Regions from separate parts of the Homo sapiens genome. Here region 1 is linked to region 2. Evidence: read pairs that join two places in POLR2A ChIA-PET (ENCODE). Cell type or tissue: HepG2. All regions are shown on one strand. Each heading gives the region's core, and the rest is flanking DNA. Links, peaks and the distances in the headings are about the cores only.

What was found. ChIA-PET counts read pairs that join two places held together with the same protein. Peaks named below come from ENCODE experiments on the same cell type or tissue, not always from the same donor. Only the 100,000 strongest peaks of a DNase experiment are listed, where the experiment ranks them.
Region 1: POLR2A ChIA-PET joins it to region 2 with 6 read pairs; 7 of 35 experiments call an interaction of 5 or more read pairs at or near these places.

What each region holds. Positions count from the first base shown.
Region 1 is chr10:103,024,859-103,027,781 of GRCh38, forward strand. All of the region lies in intron 1 of CNNM2 (cyclin and CBS domain divalent metal cation transport mediator 2), which reads left to right. Among named protein-coding and RNA genes, the nearest start is that of CNNM2, 110 kb to the left of the region's middle. In HepG2, for the core only: no CTCF peak of the experiment used is centred there; a DNase peak (open chromatin) is centred at 1,083.
Region 2 is chr10:102,908,596-102,911,518 of GRCh38, forward strand. The region is part of intron 1 of LOC107984265 (a long non-coding RNA gene); the gene reads right to left. Among named protein-coding and RNA genes, the nearest start is that of CNNM2, 8.2 kb to the right of the region's middle. RefSeq lists an enhancer at 1,437-1,731 and a silencer at 1,437-1,731. In HepG2, for the core only: no CTCF peak of the experiment used is centred there; a DNase peak (open chromatin) is centred at 1,586.

The sequences.
Region 1 (2,923 bases), core at 135-2,634, 120 kb after region 2:
GTATCATTTAACTCATTTATCTATCCCATGTATTTCCTGTACACTGGAAGCTAGATCCAAATTCCTGACTACATTAAACACCTTCATCAGTAATACTTTATAAAGGATGAAATATATTTTGGTGTGCAATACTTTAGGTGGTACATATGGTCTGGTTATCCACTACTAATGATTTTAAATTTGATCACTTGATTAAGGTAGTGACTGCAGTTGGCTCCGTTCTATTTTATTTATTTTTTATTTTTATTTTTGAGACAGCGTCTCGCCCTGTCACCCAGGCTGGAGTGCAGTGGCGTGATCTCCGCTCGCGGCAACCTCCAACTCCCTGGTTCAAGCGATTCTCCTGCCTCAGCCTCCCAAGTAGCTGGGATTACAGGCATGTGCCACCATGCCCGGCTAATTTTTGTATTTTAGTAGAGGTGGGGTTTCACCGTGTTGGCCAGGATGGTCTTGATCTCCTGACCTTGTGATCCACCCACCTCGGCCTCCCAAATTGCTGGGATTACAGGCGTGAGCCACCACGCCCAGCCAAGTTGGCTCCATTCTAGAGATAAGCTTTCTTCTTTGGGATTAGCAATGATCTGTGGAGTGATACTTCAGCACCACACAAATATTATTTTCTCCATCAACCTCTCCCCCTAATAGTTTTAGCATCTGTTAATGTTCTTTGCCTGAATCAATACATTTCAACAGGCATTGGAAGATGGTGTTGCCATTCTTCTGAAGTAGGACCCAGGCATTTTCTTTGAGTTGGGCTTACTGATTCGTGTTTCATACAATAGTGCATGAATCACATCCGTAGTATATCTTCTCTAAGTTATCCAAATCTTCTCTAAATCTGAGTTTTCACTTCAAGTGGAACAAGCAATGCAAAGCATTTTCAAAGCAATACAAGTGCAGAATCTTCCTAGATCTGTTTTCTCTTACCCCCTCCTAATTCAACAGCAGGGATTTTTTTGTTTAACAGCCTGCTTTTACTGATTCTTTCTGAAAGATTCATCATATTTGCTGTGGGTTGAATGTGTCTCACAAAGTTCATGTGGCGAAACTTAATCTCCAATGCAAACACTGGGAGATGGGGGTCTAATAAGAGGTGATTGGGTCATCAGGTTCCTCGTGAATGGATTGGTGTCATTATGTAGTTAGGTTAGTTACTGTGAGAATGGGCTTGTTATAGGAGCAAGTTCAGTCCCCTCTTGCTCTCTTGCCCTTCTGCCATGGGATGACACAGCATGAAGGCCCTTGCCAGATGTGGGCCCCTCAATCTTGCACTTCCCAGCCTCCAAACTGTAAGAAATCTGTTCTTCATAAATTAACCTGTCTTGGGTATTGTGATGTAGCAGCACAAAATGGACTGAGACAGTGTCCGTAGAAACAACTTTTCTATTCTCTTAAGTTTTTATAATACTTAAATTACATAATTGCAGCATCAAGTACAAATGTCATAAATATTTTTGGAGGCTGGGAGTAGTGGCTCATGCCTGTAATCCCAGCACTTTGGGAGGCCAAGGCGGGTGGATCGCTTGAGCTCAGGAGTTTGAGACCAGTCTGGGAAACACGGCAAAACTGTGTCTCTACAAAAAATACAAAAATTTAGCTGGGCATGGTTGCACATACCTGTAGTCTCAGCTACTCAAGAGGCTGAGGTGAGAGAATTGCTGGAGCCCAGGAGGTCAAGGTTGCAGTGAGCTGTGATCGTGCCACTGCACTCTAGCCTTAGGGACAGAGTGAGACCTTGTCTTCAAAAAAAAAAAAAAAAAAAAAAAAGGTTTGGAAACAGAAATAACCAATTCTTAGTAAAATTTCTACTTAATCCAGGGGAGTTTAGAATGCAGAGTACTAGATAGCAGTCTATTAGACAAAAGCATTCAGTGTGCTGTGGGCCTCAGTCAGTGTGTTCTACAGGGAGAATGGAGTGTGTTCATTAGCACATTGTTACATGGAGGTCAGTTAAGAGAAGAGTCTAACATGTTGTAATTTTCCTTGCCTGTCTTCCTTGGTCGACTTCCAGTTCCTTGACAGTAAGGAAATCAGTCTTGTATGTGTTTGAGTTTAATCGCTGGTGCATGGTACAGTGCTTAGCATATAGTGAGTGCTCAAGAAAAATACTTGTTGAATGAATTCATGACTGGCCATATTGACCTCAAGTGAATTCTAATCATAAACATGGAAACCTTTGCAATATCTTTAAAAATGTCAAGGTTGGTATGGCCATTGCACATAATTTATTATTTCATTGGCTTTTCCCCTTCTCATTCCCTCAGTCTTTGAGTCTTTCTCTGCTCTGTGCCAACTTCCTTCAATTTATTGTGTATTACAAGCTACCTGTGTTTATTATCATTCCAGTTTCCTGACAAAGATGCAAAAAGAATGTGTAGCAGTTTGGCTGCAATGGCGCTCTGCCCAAAGAGAGATGAGATTCTTAGGAAAATACAAAGTAGTTCCTTAGTTCTCTATTCTAGAGCTTAACCAATCCCAGGAACTGAAGTCTTCTGTTTCTTCACAGAGGAAATATGACAAAGGCAGTGGCTGTACAAGCTTCCTTCATGGGCCGCCCTCCCCACTGCCTCATCCAGTAAGCGGGAGCAACTACTTCTAGAGGTGAGAGGGGAGGGAGGACAATCTCCATAACCCATTCGATGCACCCAGCTGCAAAATTTTGGTATTGAGAAACTGAGCAAACAATTTGTAGAGTTGCTATATTGAACTTTAAAGCAAAATAAGCCTACATAGGATTGAATGCTCAGGTGATACAAATGATGGTCTTTGATAGAAGCCTACAATCTATATTTTGAAAGAAGCTACTTATAGCTGTATAATTCCAATAATCCCAAGATCCTGTTTCTATAGATATTAAAAGGTATTATGCATGTACATTTGAGATGATTTTTAGCTTCCTAACCCATGAGAAAGTTCATCAGTA
Region 2 (2,923 bases), core at 209-2,708:
ATTATATGTCAAAAATGTTTTTAAGTTAAAAAAATTAGTATCAGGAAGTCTGGCCTATGATCAGGAGTCCAGGCCAACCTGGGAAACCTTGCATTTGCTTTAAGATTCAAGATTACTACAGAGACCACAGCAGTAGTATTGCCAATCCAGGTGTGGACTTCCTGAACAGAGGCTGTGATGCCCCACCTTGGTTTTCTTCTGGCTCCTGTGACATGAGATAGTTAGCTTTGGTTCTTTGTCCTGCATATGGCTGGAGAAGTGGCATAGCTCTTAGTTCTAATTGTGAAGGTCAGTCCAAGATAATATATGAGAAAGTGCATTGTAAACAGTTTAGGTTTTTTCTACTTTGAGTGGCAGGAGTTTCCTAAATTCCTAGATCGGCAGGACCTCAACATCATTGCAGTGCTACCTGTCAGGTTAATCTTCCTGTAATACAGCCTTTCTACTTGAAACTTTTTACTATAACTCCTGGATACCTACAGAATGAAATCTAAAGTCCTAAACTTGGCATTCAACGCACCACAAACTGACATCCAACCAAGTTTCCAACACTATTTCTGCTGTTCCTCTTCATTGGCTATTGAACCACATTCAACCATGTGGTGTTCCAAAAATGCTGTTCCCTTTCCAACCTCACCTCATACTTTTCTCTCCAGTAGAATGCCTTGTTCTTTCTTATTTTATTTTTATTTTTTTTGACGGAGTCTTGCTCTTTTGCCCAGGCTGGAGTGCAGTGGCATGATCTTGGCTCACTGCAAACTTCTGCCTCCTGGGATTGATTCTCCTGCCTCAGCCTCCCAAGTAGCTGGGATTACAGGCACCCGCCACCACGCCTGGCTAATTTTTGTATTTTTATTAGAGATGGGGTTTCACCATGTTGGCCAGGCTGGTCTTGAACTCTTGACCTCATGACCCACCCACCTCAGCCTCTCAAAGTGCTGGGATTGCAGGCGTGAGCCACCGTGCCTGGCTTCTTTCTTATCTTTCAATCCCTTTGGTGGGGACCGAATGTCCGTGTCTCCCCAAAATTCATACATTGAAGCCCACAAGGTGACTGTATTTGAAGATGGAACCTCTAAGGAAGTACTTAAGGTTAACATAGGTCATCAGGGTGGGGCCCTGATCCAGGCGCCTAGTGTCCTTACAAGAAGAGACACCTAGGCCGGGCACAATGGCTCACGCCTGTAATCCCAGCACTTTGGGAGGCCGAGGCGGGCGGATCACGAGGTCAGGAGATCGAGACCATCTTGGCTAACACGGTGAAACCCTGTCTCTACTAAAAAAAAATACAAAAAATTAGCCGGGCGTGGTGGCGGGCGCCTGTAATCCCAGCTACTTGGGAGGCTGAGGCAGGAGAATGGCGTGAACCCGGGAGGTGGAGCTTGCAGTGAGCCAAGATCGCGCCACTGCAGTCCAGCCTGGGCGACAGAGCAAGACTCCGTCTCAAAAAAAAAAAAAAAAAAAAAAAAAAAAAAAAAGAAGAGACACCAGAGAGCTGGCTCTCTCTGTGCACATATAGAGGAAAGTCCATATGAGGACAAAGTGGCTGTCTGCAAGCCAGGAAGAGAGGCTTCCCTGGAAACTCACCCTGTTGGACCTTGATCTGGAACTTTTAGCCTCCAGAACAGTGTCCATTGTATAGGCCAACCCGTCTGTTATGGTTTGTTTGTTTTTGTTTTTTTTTTTTGAGAGACGGAGTCTCACTCTGTCGCCCAAGCTGGAATGCAGTGGCACAATCTCGGCTCACTGCAATCTCCGCTCACTGCAATCTCCGCCTCCTGGTTCTAGCAATTCTCCTGCCTCAGCCTCCCAAGTAGCTGGGACTACAGGTGCACACCGCCACGCCTGGCTAATTTTTTGTATTTTAGTAGAGACTGGGTTTCACTGTGTTGCCCAGTCTGGTCTCTAACTCCTGAGCTCAGGCAATCCACCTGCCTCGGCCTCCCAAAGTGCTAGGATTACACGCGTGAGCCACCACACCCAGCCCTGTTATCGTTAATACTGAGTGTCAACTTGATTGAAGGATGCAAAGTATTGTTCCTGGGTGGGTCTGTGAGGGTGTTGCCAAAGGAGATTAACATTTGAGTCAGCGGGCTGGGGAAGGCAGACCCACCCTTAATCTGGTGGCCACAATCTAATCAGTTGCCAGCGAATATAAAGCAGGCAGAAAAACGTGAAAATGTGAGACTGGCCTAGCCTCCCAGCCTACCTCTTTCTCCTGTGCTGGATACTTCCTGCCCTCCAACATTGGACTCCAAGTTCTTCAATTTGGAGATTCAGATTGGGTCTCCTCGCTTCTCAAGCTTGCAGACAGCCAATTGTGGGACCTCGTGATCGTTTAAGTTAATACTTAATAAACTCATTTATATATATATATATATATAAAGGCTATATATATATATAAAGGCTATATATATATAGGCTATATATATAAAGGCTATATATATATAAAGGCTATATATATATAAAGGCTCTCTCTCTATATAAAGGCTATATATATATAAAGGCTCTCTCTATATATAAAGGATATATATATAAAAAGGATATATCTATAAAAAGGATATATCTATATAAAGGATATATATCTATATAAAGGATATATATCTATATAAAGGATATATATCTATATATAGGATATATATATATATAAAGTTCTGTCCCTCTAGGGAACCCTGAGTGATACACTGTCTACAGTATTTTGTTATGGCACCGTGAGCACACTAAGACACCCTTTTTGGAATAGCTCTGACATGGCATATACCTAAAACTTCTATTCCTCAAAGTTCTTCAATCCTTCCCCTTTATTTTACTTCTTAAGACATTTGATGCTCTATCTTGTATTATGTAGTTATTTATGTAAACATTTGCTAACTTCCTTGCTAGTAAGTTTTTAGGGTAACCCCTGATTCCATATTGCAGCTCT